Linked DNA regions of Homo sapiens: region 2 is linked to region 1. Evidence: read pairs that join two places in POLR2A ChIA-PET (ENCODE). Cell type or tissue: K562. All regions are shown on one strand. Each heading gives the region's core, and the rest is flanking DNA. Links, peaks and the distances in the headings are about the cores only.

Region 1 (8,080 bases), core at 1,611-5,610:
TGCTCACCAAGCCATGATTGCCCAGAGGGGCATATTTTTCTAATATATACAAAGGTGCCCTAAGGGCCTGCAGTGGTCCCGACTCTGAACCTGAGTTTCTGTCTCTATAATGACCCACTCATTTTCTCCTACAGAGATACGGTGAGAACACAGTAATATAATCTATGCTAAAGCACATAGTAGGCTGACAGTTCAGGGAACCAAACGGGGCATCCACCTGTGTCTCCAGCCCTGACATCATGCACATATCAGGTCCAGAGAACTTAGCTTGCACTCAGGGCCTCCCCTATCAGTGCCTGGGATTTTTCACTCAGCTGTACAGGCTTAGGCAAGTCACTTTCCATCATGGGCCTCAGTTTCCTTATCTGTCACAGGAGGGGGTGGGGGAGGTAATCTCCAAGGGCATGGAAGCACTGACATTGGATTTTAGGCAGTAAAATACCGGTGCTCACCTCCGGAAGGCATTTCATGCAGGCCTCACGGTGTCCTTAGAATGGGCCAAATGAATGCTGTAAATTTCCCCTCCTCCGAGGACCTCTCTCCTTCCACACGCTCCTTCTTGACGGCTCACACTTTCTCTGCTTTCAGAGAGATGTTTTTCAAGCAGCCCACGTGGGGGCCCAAGCAACAGCCACGTGCAGAAGCCCAGCCCCGGCGGTAATCCCGGGCGGAAAGCAAGCGGGAAGAAACATGCAGGATGAAGGTGCCAGGGAAGAGGTCTTGTCCCTGATTTCCCAGTGGCCAGTGTGGGGTGGAGGCCAAGGACCGGGCCTGCGGGAAGTCCAGTGGGTCCTCTGAGAGGGCATCACTGGGACTATTCATAGCCCAGGATCCTCACTGGAATCTGGCAGGCAGGGACAGGCACCAGCAGGAATGTTGCCTGTTTGTGGCACAAACGCAAGCTAAGTTGTTTACGCTGTTCTTCCTTCCACTGCCTCACTTAGCCTGAGACCAAATGCCAACCATCCTGGAGCCTGAATAGATGTCCAAGACCCAGAATATGGTCTGTGTGCTGCATATAATAAAATGAGAACTGGATTTGGAGTGAAGGATATAACCATGGGATTTGGCAAGACACTGAATAGGGTTGCTGTGTGTGGTTGTTAAGGTCATGCACTGAACAAATACACCTGGGTGATGAAGTGAATGGGGCTAAAATCTACCCTGTGCTCTGCTCACTAAGCCATTATTGCCCAGAGGGGCATAGTTTTCGAATATGCACAAAGGTGCCATATGACCCACCCATTTTCTCCTGCAGAGAGATGGTAAGGACATAGTAATATAACCTATGTTAAAGAACCTAATGGTTATTTGCAATGAATTACCATTATTTATACAAAGTCTTGTTCCACAAAGGTTTAAAGGCAGCTTATGAAATTATATATGGTTAAATAGAAAATATGATTAGATACAATATTATACATTGATTGAATGAGGGAAGGCAAAAATGAGGCATATGCACCAGTACTTCCCTTCGTGTGCCCATGGCAGACATCACTAATGGATAAATCCATCATGCACCTTGTTCACGTTCTGAAAGTCAGTTTTCACCCTGGCACAAAGGAAATGAGGAAATCGGTAAAGGGCTGTATCTTCATGCTGCACAGTAGGTCAATAAATGAAAATTATATTCTGGGGCCTGTGGCAAGGGGAAGGGGAGGTGACCTGGATCAGGAAGTCCCACACTGTCATGTGTCATAGTTTTAGCCTTGAGCTTCATCATGGGCAAAACAAAGATGTAAACACTCAGGCAAGCATGCACACACACAGACACAATCAGTGTCCAAAATATAAAATTATACCAATTTCTCAGACTTCATGCAAATTGCCTACACTGAATTCTCGGCGAATTTTTCCTGGGGTTCCTCATAATGGGGTCATGTGATGAATCAGAAAACACCCTCAACAGCAGCCCTAGAAGAAGCACATTGGCAGATTTTCATTGGTGACTCCTTATAGTGAAAACCCTGGGTAGAAAACTTAATCAGAGCCCAGTGAGAGCTCTGTAAACCCTTTCCCCCATGACACCCAGCTTGTGGGAAGGGAGCTGGAAGAAATAGAAGCCCAAAGCTCTACTAAGTCTCTGGTATTGGGGAGTAGGCCTTCAAATGGACCCCAAGCCCTTTTCTATGAATGAGGAAACCAAGACCCTGGGAGGTTAGGGAGGGGCTCCAGGTCCCCAGCTCCAAGCCCAGGAGTATTTCCCCTCTACTTCACCACGCCCCCTGGAGGGTGCTCACCCCTGAGCAGCACTTCCTGGTCCAGCTCAACCCACCAGCAGGGTTGACCCACCAGCCTCCAAACCCCACGGCCAGACCCCCAGGCAACACCAACTGAGGGCCCCCTCACTGGAGAGCAAGGCTGTGGGCTACATTGTCCCCAAGGAACCCCTCTGGGGGAGCACAATCTACAGGTGGTCCTGGGGCCCCCCAGGGGAGGTGGCATTTGAGTAGACCTTCAAGGACAGGCCCCTCCTGCCCCACAGCTTGGCAGAACAGACAGATCAGGCGGACCACAGTTCAAATCCCAGCCCTGCTGCTCCCGGGCTGTGTCCTTGGGAAAGTTATCTCACCACCTCTAAGCCTTAGCTTCCTCGTCTGTAAAGTCAGAACCGCTCCTAGGGCAGGCAAGAGGGCTGCGTGAGACCAAAAACTTCACTAACTGAGCAGTTTATTACTCACACTATTATCACGACCGACGATAACTCACTCACGGCGTAGACAGAGCACTGGCCAGGAGTTGGACAGATCTGAGTGTGGATCCTGGCTCTGATACAACTGGCTGAGTACCTTTCTAAGCCTCAGTTCCCCCATCTGTTAAATGGGAGGCAGGACTATTCCAAAGGTCAGTGGCCTGTGAGGGTGCAGTTCCAGTTTTGGCCCCTCAGATGCTGGAAGCACAAGGGAACCGGGACTTGGGCTAGAGGGAGGCAGGGCCCGAGAGGCCCTGAGGCCTGGAGCTCACCAGCAGCTCCCCTCTGGGGCCTGGGCCGGGGGAATGTGTAGGAGGGAGGTCCAGGGAGGGGGGCCCTGGAGCCAAGAGGAACAGCCCTGGCGGCGGGCAGCGGTGCGGTGACCCAGGAGGGAGGGAGAGCTTGGCTCCGAGCTCATCACTCAGCGAGCTGTCTCCCCCCGGGCCGGGAACCCCGGCGGCCTGTCCTCCCCACTTCCTGCGCGCTGGGTCAATATTGTGATTTCCACTGTGCAGCCCGCCTGGGACGGCCTGGCCCTGCGCGCCGCCCAGGGTCACGGGGCTGCGGGGAGACAGGGGTATGGAGAGGTCACCCGCTGCCTGGAAGATGACTCAGGACCTGTAGGCTGCAAGGCGGCGCGGCCAGGAGCCAGGAGCCCCAGTGCAGCCCCACCTCCAAATGCACAGAAATGGCGCCGGAACAAGGCCTGTGAACTCTCCCATCCAAACCGAGGGATCAACCAAGGCCCGGAGAGGGCGGGGACTTGCCCAAGGTCACACCGTGAGTCTGTAGCTGAAGGAGGCCCTGAATCCCATCTCCTGACCTCAGATCCTCACCAAACCTCCATATTCTACCTTCCCTGCCCAAGTACCTACCTTCCTCTTCATCAGCATCCGGAACGGACATCTTCCTACACCTCCGCGGGAGCACAAGGAGAGAGGACAGGCTGACCCTGACCAAGGAGGGCTGGTGTGGAGGCTTCTCCAGGAGTGAGGGGTGGTCAGGAGGACACAGTTCAGGACACCCACACACTGGGAGTTATGAGGATGGAGGATGCGAGGCACCAGCCCTGACGATCCGGAACCTGTGGCTTCATTTTTCCCAGTGAGTGCCTCTTGTCAAGGCTGAGTGCAGACTTAGCCTCCTCCCTGGAGCACCCACCGCACCCCTGCTCTCCTCCAGACCGCCTCCTCCATGCGGTGCTCTTCTTACACCACACACCTGCCTCCCCTAGTGAATCAGGAGCTCCTGGGGGAAGGGGCCCAGGCGATCTCACTTCCAGATCCCAGGCCCAGCCCAGGGTGAGGCCATCCTGGGCCCTGTTAGCACTGCTGAGTGAGGGAAGGGAGGAGTCCTGTCTTCCCACATCACTGTCAACGCCACAGGGGCAGAAACTCCTGCCCTCCCAGTGTCACCTCTCCTGGAGACTCTTTTTATTCTTCACTTGGTTACCTCCTGCTCTTCCTTTAGGTCTCTGCTTAACTGTCACCTCCTCCTGGAAACCCTTCCAGACCACTCTGCCAAAACTACATTAGCTGGCCCTGCTCTGAGTCCATTATACTTCCCTAAAAGTGCTCTTACCCCAGGGGAATATAATGGCTTCTTAAATGTTCTTCCCCTCTAGGCTGAACTAGGGCTGAAGTCCCTATCTCTGAGTGAGATGAGACTCACTATTGTGTTTCTAGCTCGGGGTCTGGTGCAGAGTCAGTGCTAGATGGATGGATGGATGAATGGATGGATGGATGGATGGATAGATGGGCCTGGTGCAGAATCAGTGCTGGATGGATGGATGGATGGATGGATGCATGCATGCATGCATGGATGAATGGATGGATGGATAGATGGGTGGGTGGATGGATGGATGGATGGATGGATGGATGGATGGATAGATATATGGATGGATGGATGGATAGATGGGTGAGTGGGTGGATGGCTGGCTGGCTGGCTGGATGGATGGATGGATGGATGGATGGTTGGATGGATGGATTCCTCCCAGAGCCAGGCCCATAGTAGGGATTCAGGAGATGCTGGCAGATGGAGATGATGGTTGTGATGATAGTGGTATCTGGGGTGGATATCTCTTGCTCTTTTCTGCCCAGCATCCCTCTTACCCCAACCTTAATTTACTATCAGCCACCTGGTCCCCTGTGGGAAACTGTTCTTCCTTCCTTACATAAGTCTGTCAATTACTGAACCCCAATGCCTCATCCACATGACCCAGACTTGGTCAATGATTGTCCCCCACTTCCTTGGCTGCAGTGATTGCCCCGCAGGCACATGGCCCAAACAAGGTCAGTCAGTTCTTCCTTGGAACTGACATATGGATCTTAGAAGAAAACAGCTCTCTGGTTTTAGACTGGGGTTCCCAAGCTGGGCTGATGGTAGCCAAGTTCTCCACCTCACAGAAGGGAGAGAATGAGGCCAGCCCCACAGGGAAGCAGAGACAGCAAGGGTGAATGACAGACAGAGATAATCCTGTTGGCCCTGAGCTGTGATTCCAGCCCCCTAGCCCTACTCCTCAGGGCAATTCCCCAGGCCAGCAAGTCCCCTTTTTTGCTCAAGATGATGTGATGTGGCTTCTCTCAGCTGCAATGGGAAGGATTCTGAATAACAGTAAACCAAAGAGAAAACAGTGAGAGGAGCAGGGTGAGTCCAAGTGGAGACACAGATGTTGAGCAGCAATTGACCAGCAGACTCAAGGAGATGAAGGAATCTCCTGCTAAGGGCATGGCCAGAGACTCTCCAGCCCCACTGTGGGCAGAGCCAAAGGACAAAGGCTGTGGGGCAGAAGGAAGGACCTAGGGTGGGGTTGGAGCACCTTTGCTGCAAATGACTGAAACCTCACTGAAACTGGCAGGAAGGGGAGTTTATCAGTTCACATATCTAAAATGTCCATGGTTTTTAGCTTCAGGCATGGCTGGATCCAAGTACTCAACTGCAGTTGTCAGGAGCTGTCTCTCTCCAGGCCTCCAACCTGTTTTCCTCTGTGTTGGATCCACTCTCAGGTAGGCTTTCTCCAAATGATGGCAACTTTAGGCTTCCATCCTAACAGCAAACCCAACTGAAAGGACACCTCCTTCTCCGTTGTTGCAGCGAAATCCCAGAACTTAATCTGATTTGCCTTGATTTGATCACTTACTCACCCCCAAACAAACCCTGAGACAAGACGAGAGGAATGTGGTGCTCTCATTGGCCAGGCTTGGGCCACAGGTGCACTCAAGGTAAACCCCACCCAACTCACAACTTGAGAGTGGGGAGGGGGCCTCTCTAAGGGTGCTGCCATCAGAAGCAGGAGCATGGGCTGGGCAGGCAGGATTAAAGTTGGCTACAATCCGTGGGAAGAGGTCTTTGGCTGGAAGTTGCTCCCCACAGGAATGAAGGCCCGAGGGAGAGGAAAGGAGCTCTTTGGGGAAAAGATAACATTCCCTTTGGCTGGGATGGTCTTCGGGGGAGGGCGGAAGTGCCCCTGAAGGCAAAAGGATGGATGAGAGGAGCTCTCGGTTACTCCCAGCTCTGGAAGTCTCTAGTTTGCAGCTGTGACGCCAATGGTCTGAAGCCAGACACATTCCTGGACTTAGCCAAAAAAGGCCGAGATGAGATTCAAAGATGTAGGAACACCTCTGATGTCCGCATCTGCATGCTCCAAACTCATGTGTGCACCAATCCTGCAGCCCTGCAGAGAAAATTGCAGCCTGACCTGCCCAAATTGCCCAAGTTCTGCAGTTTGCAGGAGAGAGAACTGATGGCTTCCAGGTTGTCAGAGGGCAGCAACGTCCAGGGCCGCTCTGGAGTGGTCACTGAGCCCGCCCTGGGAGGAGACTGCAGCTGCGGAGCTCAGAAACCCTTGCTTTGTGCTTGGAGAAAAAGAGGGAAATGCCCTCTTGGCTCTTCAAGGCTGCCAGGCCCCCGCCCCATACTTCACAGTGACAACCCAGCCTCATACCCATGTTCCCCAGCCTGGCTTCCCTCGGCCAGGCACTTCCCCTTAACTCCCTGCTTCAACTCCTCCTGTCATCTGGAAAGCCGAGGATGGATGTGCCATCTGGGGAGCTACACACATCTTCATGGATGAGGCACATGTTACTCTGAGAGTCTATGTCCTCAGCTGTGTGATGGAGGGGAAACCTTCCTGGCCAACCCCTCAGGCATGCTAAGACCATCACATGGCCCGCGGCTATGACCATGTCTTGGGAAATTAGAAAGCCTCTGTCACAGGGCACTTCATAGTGACCCCCTGCATGGATATGGGGGGTGGGGGTGGGCGCAGGTTCTGAATCCTCCAGTGTGCTGTCCCTTGGAGCTGGGGTTTGGGGAGAGGATGAGTCTGTCTGGTCTGGAGGCAGGAGGATGGAGGATGGCATGAGGAAGTCTCAAAATCCTTTCAAGCCTTCAGTGGCTTCGCCCAGCCTGGAGATGGTGTGGTCAGACTTCCCTAAATTCCCACCAGACAGGAGCGCAGCCCCTTTGTCATCTCTCCAGCATGTGCTGAGCATGTAATGTGAGCTCTGAAGTCACATATGGAGGGAGCCTTCCCCAAGGCTCCCCACCAGTGACACTTCCTCTTGCCTTCCCATTCAATCCGCCACCGGTCCTGTGATGCTCCTCCACAGTCCCTCCAGAATCCACCCACCTCTCACCACATCTGCCGCTACTGCCCTAGTCCAAGCCACCCTCTCTCCCAGCCAACTTCTCAGTCTCCTCACTGGCCTGTCTGCGTCCACTACCCTGGCACCCTTTCTTCATATGGTAGACAAAACACAACAGCCCAGCAACAAAACACAACAGCCCAGATATTTAGGGCCATCACCCGTCTAATGGTATCCCATTACTCTTAGAAAAATAGAAAAATATCCACACTCAGCCAAGGAGAAAAGATGATCAAATGTTTCTTTTTTCTTTTCTTTTCTTTTTTTTTTTTTTTTTGAGATGGAGTCTCGCTTTGTTGCCCAGGCTGGAGTACAGTTGTGAAATCACAGCTCACTGCAACCTCCGCCTCCCTGGTTCTAGTGATTCTCCTGCCTCAGCCTCCCAAGTAGCTGGGAGTACAGGCGCCTACCACCACCCCCAGTTAATTTTTTAATATTTTTAGTAGAGACGAGGTTTCCCCATGTTGGCCAGGCTGGTCTCAAACTCCTGACCTCAAGTGATCCACCTGCCTCGGCCTCCTAAAGTGCTGAGATTACAGGTGTGAGCCACCGCATCAGGCCCAATGTTTCTTTTCAAATTGTAGTAAAATATATGTAACTTAAAATTTACCATCTTAACCATCTTTAAGTGCACAGTTTACTAGTGTGAAGCACATTCACATGGTTGTGCTTCCACCTCCAGAACTTTTTCATCTTCCCATACTCATCTCTGTCGTTAAACAATAACTCCCAGTTTCCTCTC
Region 2 (7,393 bases), core at 1,965-5,964, 1.3 Mb before region 1:
TTAAAAGGCAGGACGGGGTCAGGCTTCCTGGAGTCCGCATCCCAGTGGCAGCACCTCTCTGAGCCTCAGCTTCCTCATCTGTAAAATGAGAGTGATAATAGCATCGACCTTGTAGAGTTGTTGGGAGGATTAAATGAGGTGATGAAGGTAAAGCACTTAGAAAGGGCTTGGTACACGGTCCATACTCAATGTTAGTTTCGTTTCACTGACAACTCCCAGCTGAATTTCTGCTCGCCAGGGATAGACTGTCTTTCCCCTTTTTCTCCACTAGGGGTGCTGCAACCTATTTCACGATACCGGGGAGATGTGCTCCATCTGGGAGGCCTTCCCCAGGTCAGATTTAGCCAGCCCTTCCTGGGTCACAGAGCTTACCCACTGGGACCTCTCGTGCCACCTCTCCCAGGGCCAATCCAACCCCACGTCTTGCCCCACTTACCTCCCAAGCAGCCCTCAAATTTCTCCCCTTCTCTCAACCCCCTGCTGTCTCCCTGACACAGGCTGCCATCGCGCTCATTACGCACCCACTCTCCCCTTCTCTCCACCCCATTGCTGCCTCCCTGGCACCAGCTGCCATTGTGCCCATGCCTCGCCCACTCTGCCCCTCCAGTGTTCCATCCAGAATGGACAGCTGTCCTCACTGTCCTTCCCTGAAGCCTTCACTGGCTCCTAAGTATGGTCCACTAGAGCCTCAGCTGCATAACGCACCCCTTCCTTTGCCAGCTGGGTTCCAGCCACACTGGCCTCACAAGCACCCTGCCCTCTCCCAGCTCAGGGCCTTGGCACATGCTGTTTCTGCCTCCTGGACCCTCTTTCCCCACCCTATCAGTCCTTATTCAACTCCTTTAGATGCTGACCTCCCCAGAGATGCCATCTCTGACCCTCCCACCACCAAGTACATCAAGGTCCCCCATGATGTCTTCATAGCACTCTGTACTTCCTCTCCTTAACCCTTATCACCGTTTATAATATGCAGTTGAATGGCTATTTGAGGAATATCTGCCTCCCCACTTCCTTTAAAAGCTTCCTGAGAGCAAGGCTGTGGATGTCTTTCATTATGTCCCCAGAGGGTTGGCATATGCCAGAGGAGTGAATGAATAAAAAGGGAATATTTCCTTATGTGTCTTTCTCGCATGTCAGGTCCCCATTCCCAGACTGATCCCCTACCCCACCTTGGCCTGGAACTTCAGTGGGAATCAACAAATGCTGTATGGATGAATGATAACACCCTTTTCCTGGTTTCCTTAAGGTTGATATTTTAACTACTCTTAAAGAAACTGTGATGTGTTGTGATAAAATATTATTATTATTATTTTATTTATTTATTTTTGAGACGGAGTCTTGCTCTGTCACCCAGGCTGGAGTGCAGTGGTGCAATCTTGGCTCACTGCAACCTCCACTTCTCAAGTTGAAGCAATTCTCAGCCTCTCAAGTAGCTGGGACTACAGGCGTGTGCCACCACGCCCGGCTAATTTTTTTTTTTTTTTTTTTTTTGAGACGGAGTCTTGCTCTGTCGCCCAGGCTGGAGTGCAGTGGCTCGATTTTGGCTCATTGCAAGCTCCGCCTCCTGGGATCACGCCATTCTCCTTCCTCAGCCTCTCGAGTAGCTGGGACCACTGGCGCCTGCCACCACGCCTGGCTAATTTTTTGTATTTTTAGTAGAGATGAGGTTTCACTCTGTTAGCCAGGATGGTCTCGATCTCCTGACCTCGTAATCTGCCTGCCTCGGCCTCTCAAAGTGCTGGGATTACAGGCGTGAGCCACCGCGCCTGGCTGATAAAATATTATTAATAATAATATCTACATGGGCATTGGAGCTGGCTGTCACTACCCGCTTATTCTCCCAGGAAGGCATATTCTTTGATCACGAATATCTCTGCAGGCCTCTGTAATTAACTTTCTCAGCCCTGATTGACCCTAGGGGATTGGCAAGACAGTGTCACTATTTTCCTGCTTTTACAGAAGAGAAAAATAGAGGTTTAGGAAAATTAAGGGGCATGCCCACGGGTGGCTGAGCTGGCCTTCTGTGTCCCAGCCCTGTCAGTTACCACTCCATACCTCCCAAAGCCTAGATTTTAAGCCACGCCACTGTACCCAGGGCCTAGTGCAGTGACTGGTGAGAAGGAGAATGGTTAGTAATGGTTGTTGAATGAATACATGAGTGAATGAATGCCTTCTGGAAAGTCTTTTCAGGAGAGGGCCTTAGCTGCAGGGGCCAGACCCCAGGATACCCTGTTCCCCCTTGAGAGACCACCCAAAGATGCTTTCTCTGGTCAGGGCTCTACCTTAGCTGGGAGCCCATGAGGAGAGGAGAAAAAGGGTTCCAGGCAAGGGGAAAAAGAGTCTCATACAGCAGCATCTCCTGAGTACAGCACTTAACAGTTTGCAAAGCCCTTGCATTCACTGCCTCTCCCTGGGATTTCAGAGGAGCTCTTCAAGAAGCCAGGGCAGAACAAATAAACACACAAGGGAAAAAAAAGGAAGAAAAGCTCTCTTTTCCCTCTTTGCAAAGCCAATATGTGTGTTCTTCGTAAACATTTGAGAACTATGCTGTCCAATGCAGTAACCACTAGCCACATGTGGCCACTTAAGTTTAAATTAATTAGAATTAAATACAATAAAAATTTCATTTTTCAGTCTCACTAGCCACATTTATTTATTTTATTTTGAGGCAGGGTCTTGCTCTGTTGCCCAGGCTGGAGTGCAGTGGTGCAATCATGGCTCACTGCAGCCTCAACCTCCTGGGCTCAGGCAATCCTCCCACCTCCGCCTCCCAAGTAGCTGGGACTACAGTCACACACCACCACACCCAGCTAATTTTTGTATTTTTTTATAGAGATAGGGTTTTGCTATGTTGCCCTGGCTGGTCTCAAACCCCTGGGCTCAAGTGATCTGCCCACCTGGACCTCCCAAAGTGCTGGGATTACAGGCATGAGCCACAGGGCCTGGCCAACTAGCCATATGTGAAGTATTCTGTATGTGGCTAATGGCTATGATAATATTGAACAAGGCAGATAGAGAACATTTCCATCATCCCAGAAAGTTCTACTGGATAAAACTGATTTATGACATATAAATAAGCAAAAGGAAGGGAGGGAAAACACCTGTCATTCCATTTTCCAAAGAATACCACTGCTAACATTTTGGCATGGATATTTCCAGTTTTTTCTATGGGTGGGCAACATATATACATTTTTTTTCAAAAATGGGTTAATACTCTACAGTCTGTTTTATGGCCTGTTTTTTCACTCACCAAATTACTGTAAATATCTTTTCTATAACATATTTTTAAACGGGGGTGCAATGTTTGTATGACTACTATAATTTACTTGCTCAGTTCTCTACTCACAGGTATTTGTGTTGTCTTCTATCTTTTTAAACTATCAAGACAACTATTGTTTATTTTTTTAATTTAAACATTTTGTGTGACAAGAGCTGTATTTTATTTTGATATCAATTCATTAGTTTTGTAAAAGTGGTAGATGCTCATTATAGGAAAGTAAATAAAATACACGATGTGCAAAGAAGAAAAACTATCTCCCCAAATCCCTCTACCCCCAAATAACCATATTTTCTTTCAAAAAAAATTTTTTTTTTTTTTTGTGACGGAGTCTCACTCTGTCGCCCAGGCTGGAGTGCAGTGGTGCGATCTTGGCTCACTGTAACCTCTGCCTCCTGGGTTCAAGCGATTCTCCTGCCTCAGCCTCCCAAGTAGCTGGGATTACAGGCACATGCCATCATGCCCAGCTAATTTTTGTATTTTTAGTAGAGACAGGGTTTCACCATGTTGGCCAGGCTGGTCTCGAACTCCTGACCTCAAGTGATCCGCCGGCCTCAGCCTCCCAAAGTGCTGGGATTATAGGTCTTTCAATTTTTTATTGTAAGATCTTTCTTTCTCTCTCTCTTTCTTTCCCTTTCCCTTTCCCTTCTTCCTTTCTTTCTTGACAGGGTCTCATTCTGTCACCCAGGCTGGAGTGCAATGGCACAATCAGAGCTCACTGCAGCCTTGACCTCCTGGGCTCAAGCAATCCTCTCACCTCAGCCTCCAGAGCTACTGGGACCACAGGCGTTTGCCACCACATCTGGCTAATTTTTTTTTTTAGAGGCTGGATCTCACTACGTTGCCCAGGCCAGTCTCAAACTCTTAGCCTCAAGTGGTTCTCCTGCCTCAGCCTCCCAAAGTGCTGAGACCACAGGCATGAGCCACCACACCTGACTAGATTTTTCTTTTTCTTTTTTTTTGAGACAGGGCCTCACTCTGTCACCCAGGCTGGCGTGCAATGGTACAATCTGGGCTCACTGCAGCCTCAATCTCCAGGGCTCAAGCAATCCTCCCACCTCAGCCTCCTGAGTCTGGGACTACAGGTGCACACCACCATTTCCAGCTAATTTTTATATTTTTTTTGTAGAGATGGGGTTTCACCATGTTGCCCAGGCTGGTCTGAAACTCCCGTCTCAAGTGATCCTGCCAAGGCCTGCCTTGGCCTCCCAAAGTGCTGGGATGACAGGCGTGAGCCACTGTGCCTGGCCCAGATTTTTTAAACATACAGAAAGGTTGAAAGAATAACACAGTGAACCCCCCTACACCTCCCACCAGCTCAATTCAACAATGGAAACCACCACATTTTAAACATGTTGGTGTCCTCTTCCTAAATAGCTTCCTGGGTCTGAACACACACAGATATGTGTATACAAGAATGACATCACACTTTACATATTGCTCTTAATTTTTTTTTTTTCTTTGAGATGGAGTCTCGCTCTGTTGCCCAGGCTGGAGTGCAGTAGTCCAATCTCAGCTCACTGCAACCTCTGCCTCCCAGGTTCCAGCGATTCTCCTGCTGCAGCCTCCTGGGTAGCTGGGATTACAGGCGCACACCACCACGCCTGGCTTATTTTTGTATTTTTAGTAGAGACGAGGTTTTACCATGTTGGCCAGGCTGGTCCTGAACTCCTGACTTCAGGTGATCCACCCACCTCAGCCTCCCAAAGTGCTAGGATTACAGGCATGAGGCGCCACACCTGGCCTGCTGGTTTTTAAAAAAATGTTCACTTAATAATATATTATAAACATATTCTCAAGTTTCATGAAGTATCCTTTCACAATATCATTTTTGATGGCCCCTTAGTATTCATTATATGGCTCTATCATAATTTTAACAACCAACCCTTGTATGGTTGGACATTGATGTCATTTCCAATTTTTCACTACTATAAAAAAAGTTCCGTGAACATCCCTGCATCTTTTTGACATTGGGTAAGAATTACCTGAGGGTAAATTCCTAGACTGAGGATTCAGGAGTCAAAGGACTTGCCTCACACTAGGGTAATAGCAATTCACACTTTCACTGATAATGCCTGAGACTCTCCAGCTACCCACATCCTCAGCAATATAGAAACAGTCTCCCTCAGACTGCCAGGCTAGAGTGCAGTGGCATGATCACGGTTCACTGTAGCCTTGACCTCCTGAGCTCAAGCCATCCTCCCACTTCAGCCACCTGCATAGCTGGGACCACAGGCACGTGCCACCATGCAGGGCTACTTTTTAAAATTTTTTTGTAGAGCCAGGGTCTCACCATGTTGCCCAGGTTGGTTTTGAAGTCCTGTGTTCCAGCAATCCACCCACCTCAGCCTCCCAAAGTACTGGGATTATAGGCATCAGCCATCGCACCCAGCCCTCACCAATATTATTATTATTATTATTATTATTATTATTATTATTATTATTATTATTATTTTAAGACAGGGTCTCACTGTGTTACTCAGGCTGGAGTGCAGTGGACACCAACAAATAGCTTCCCAGTTATGCAAACGCTTTCATCTACTTAACGTATATTGATTCAACACCTACCATGAGCCAGGCACTCTTCAGGATAATATAGCAGAGGATGGCACAAAGTCTCTGCTGATGATGAGGACTACAACATTCTAGTGGGAGAGACATACAGTAAACAAAGGTCAGTTCTACAGTGATGAATGCCATGAAGAAACGACAAGCAGGAGAGAGGGCTAGACAGTGGGAGAGGTGAGAGAGGATTAGGGTGCTATTGTATGTATAACAGGATGGCCAGAGAAACTTGCCTAGTGATGAGCGGAAGTGAGCCCTGTCATGGATAAATGGGCAGGGGCAGTTACCTTCTCTAGGCAGAGGGAATACAAGGGCGAAGACCGGGAGGCGTGATTGTGCTTGGCTGCTCGAAGAACAGCAAGGAGGCCAGTGGGGCTGGGGCAAGGGAGGGAAAAGCAACAGGAGGTAAGGTGGGGAGGGGTGTGCACAGCTCAGGTAGGACTTTCTAGGCCACAGAACGGTGTTAAGATTTTCTCTGAGTGAGAGGGGAGCCACTGGGGCATTTGAACAGAGGAAGGAAGTAATTTGACTCATGTTTTAAAAAGATCACATTGGCTGGGTGCGGTGGCTCATGCTTGTAATCCCAGCACTTTGGGAGGCCGAGGTGGGCAGATCATCTGAGGTCAGGAGTTCGAGACCAGCCTGGCCAACATGGTGAAACCCCGTCTCTACTAAAAACACAAAAATTAGCCGGGCGTGGTGGTGGGGGCCTGTAATCCTAGCTACTGGGGAGGCTAAGGCATGAGAATCACTTGAACCCGGGAGGTGAAGGTTGCAGTGAGCCGAGATTGCACCACTGTACTCCAGCCTGGGGGATAGAGCGAGACTTTGCCTCCAAAATAATAATAATAATAATAATAATAAATGAATAAATGAAAAGATCACATTGGTTATTCTATGGGGTATAAAGGCAGCAGGGAGTGCTAGGATGAAAGCAGGGATGCCCAGCACGGTGGCTCACACCTGTAATCCCAGCACTTTGGGAGGTCGAGACAGGCGGATCACGAGGTCAGGAGATCGAGACCATCCTGGCTAACACGGTGAAATCCCGTCTCTGTTAAAAATAAAAATAAAAAAAATTAGCCAGGCGTGGTGGTGGGCGCCTGTAGTCCCAGCTACTCGGGAGGCTGAGGCAGGAGAATGGTGTGAACCCAGGAGGCGGAGCTTGGAGCGAGCTGCCCTCCAGCCTGGGCAACAGAGCGAGACTCCGTCTAAAAAAAAAAAATTGGCCGGGCGCGGTGGCTCACGCCTGTAATCCAGCACTTTGGGAGGCCGAGGTGGGCGGATCACGAGGTCAGGAGATCGAGACCATCCTGGCTAACACGGTGAAACCCCGTCTCTACTAAAAATACAAAAAATTAGCCGGGCGAGGTGGCGGGCGCCTGTATTCCCAGCTACGCGGGAGGCTGAGGCAAGAGAATGTCGTGAACCCGGGAGGCGGAGCTTGCAGTGAGAGGAGATGGCGCCACGGCACTCCAGCCTGGGCGACAGCAAGACTCCGTCTCAAAAAAAAAAAAAAAAAAAAAGAAAGAAAGCAGGGAACGTCACTGA

Evidence for each region. ChIA-PET counts read pairs that join two places held together with the same protein. Peaks named below come from ENCODE experiments on the same cell type or tissue, not always from the same donor. Only the 100,000 strongest peaks of a DNase experiment are listed, where the experiment ranks them.
Region 2: POLR2A ChIA-PET joins it to region 1 with 5 read pairs; 2 of 35 experiments call an interaction of 5 or more read pairs at or near these places.

What each region holds. Positions count from the first base shown.
Region 1 is chr1:22,280,900-22,288,979 of GRCh38, reverse strand. No RefSeq gene overlaps it. Among named protein-coding and RNA genes, the nearest start is that of MIR4418, 19 kb to the right of the region's middle. RefSeq lists an enhancer at 1,835-2,334. In K562, for the core only: CTCF peaks have their summits at 2,235 (motif pointing left) and 2,968; DNase peaks (open chromatin) are centred at 2,229 and 3,279; H3K4me3 peaks cover 374 bases.
Region 2 is chr1:23,628,010-23,635,402 of GRCh38, reverse strand. It overlaps MDS2 (myelodysplastic syndrome 2 translocation associated), which reads right to left. Exons shown (of 6, transcript NR_167910.1): 3 at 6,806-6,896; 4 at 5,846-5,922. Among named protein-coding and RNA genes, the nearest start is that of MDS2, 4.4 kb to the right of the region's middle. In K562, for the core only: no CTCF peak of the experiment used is centred there; no DNase peak of the experiment used is centred there.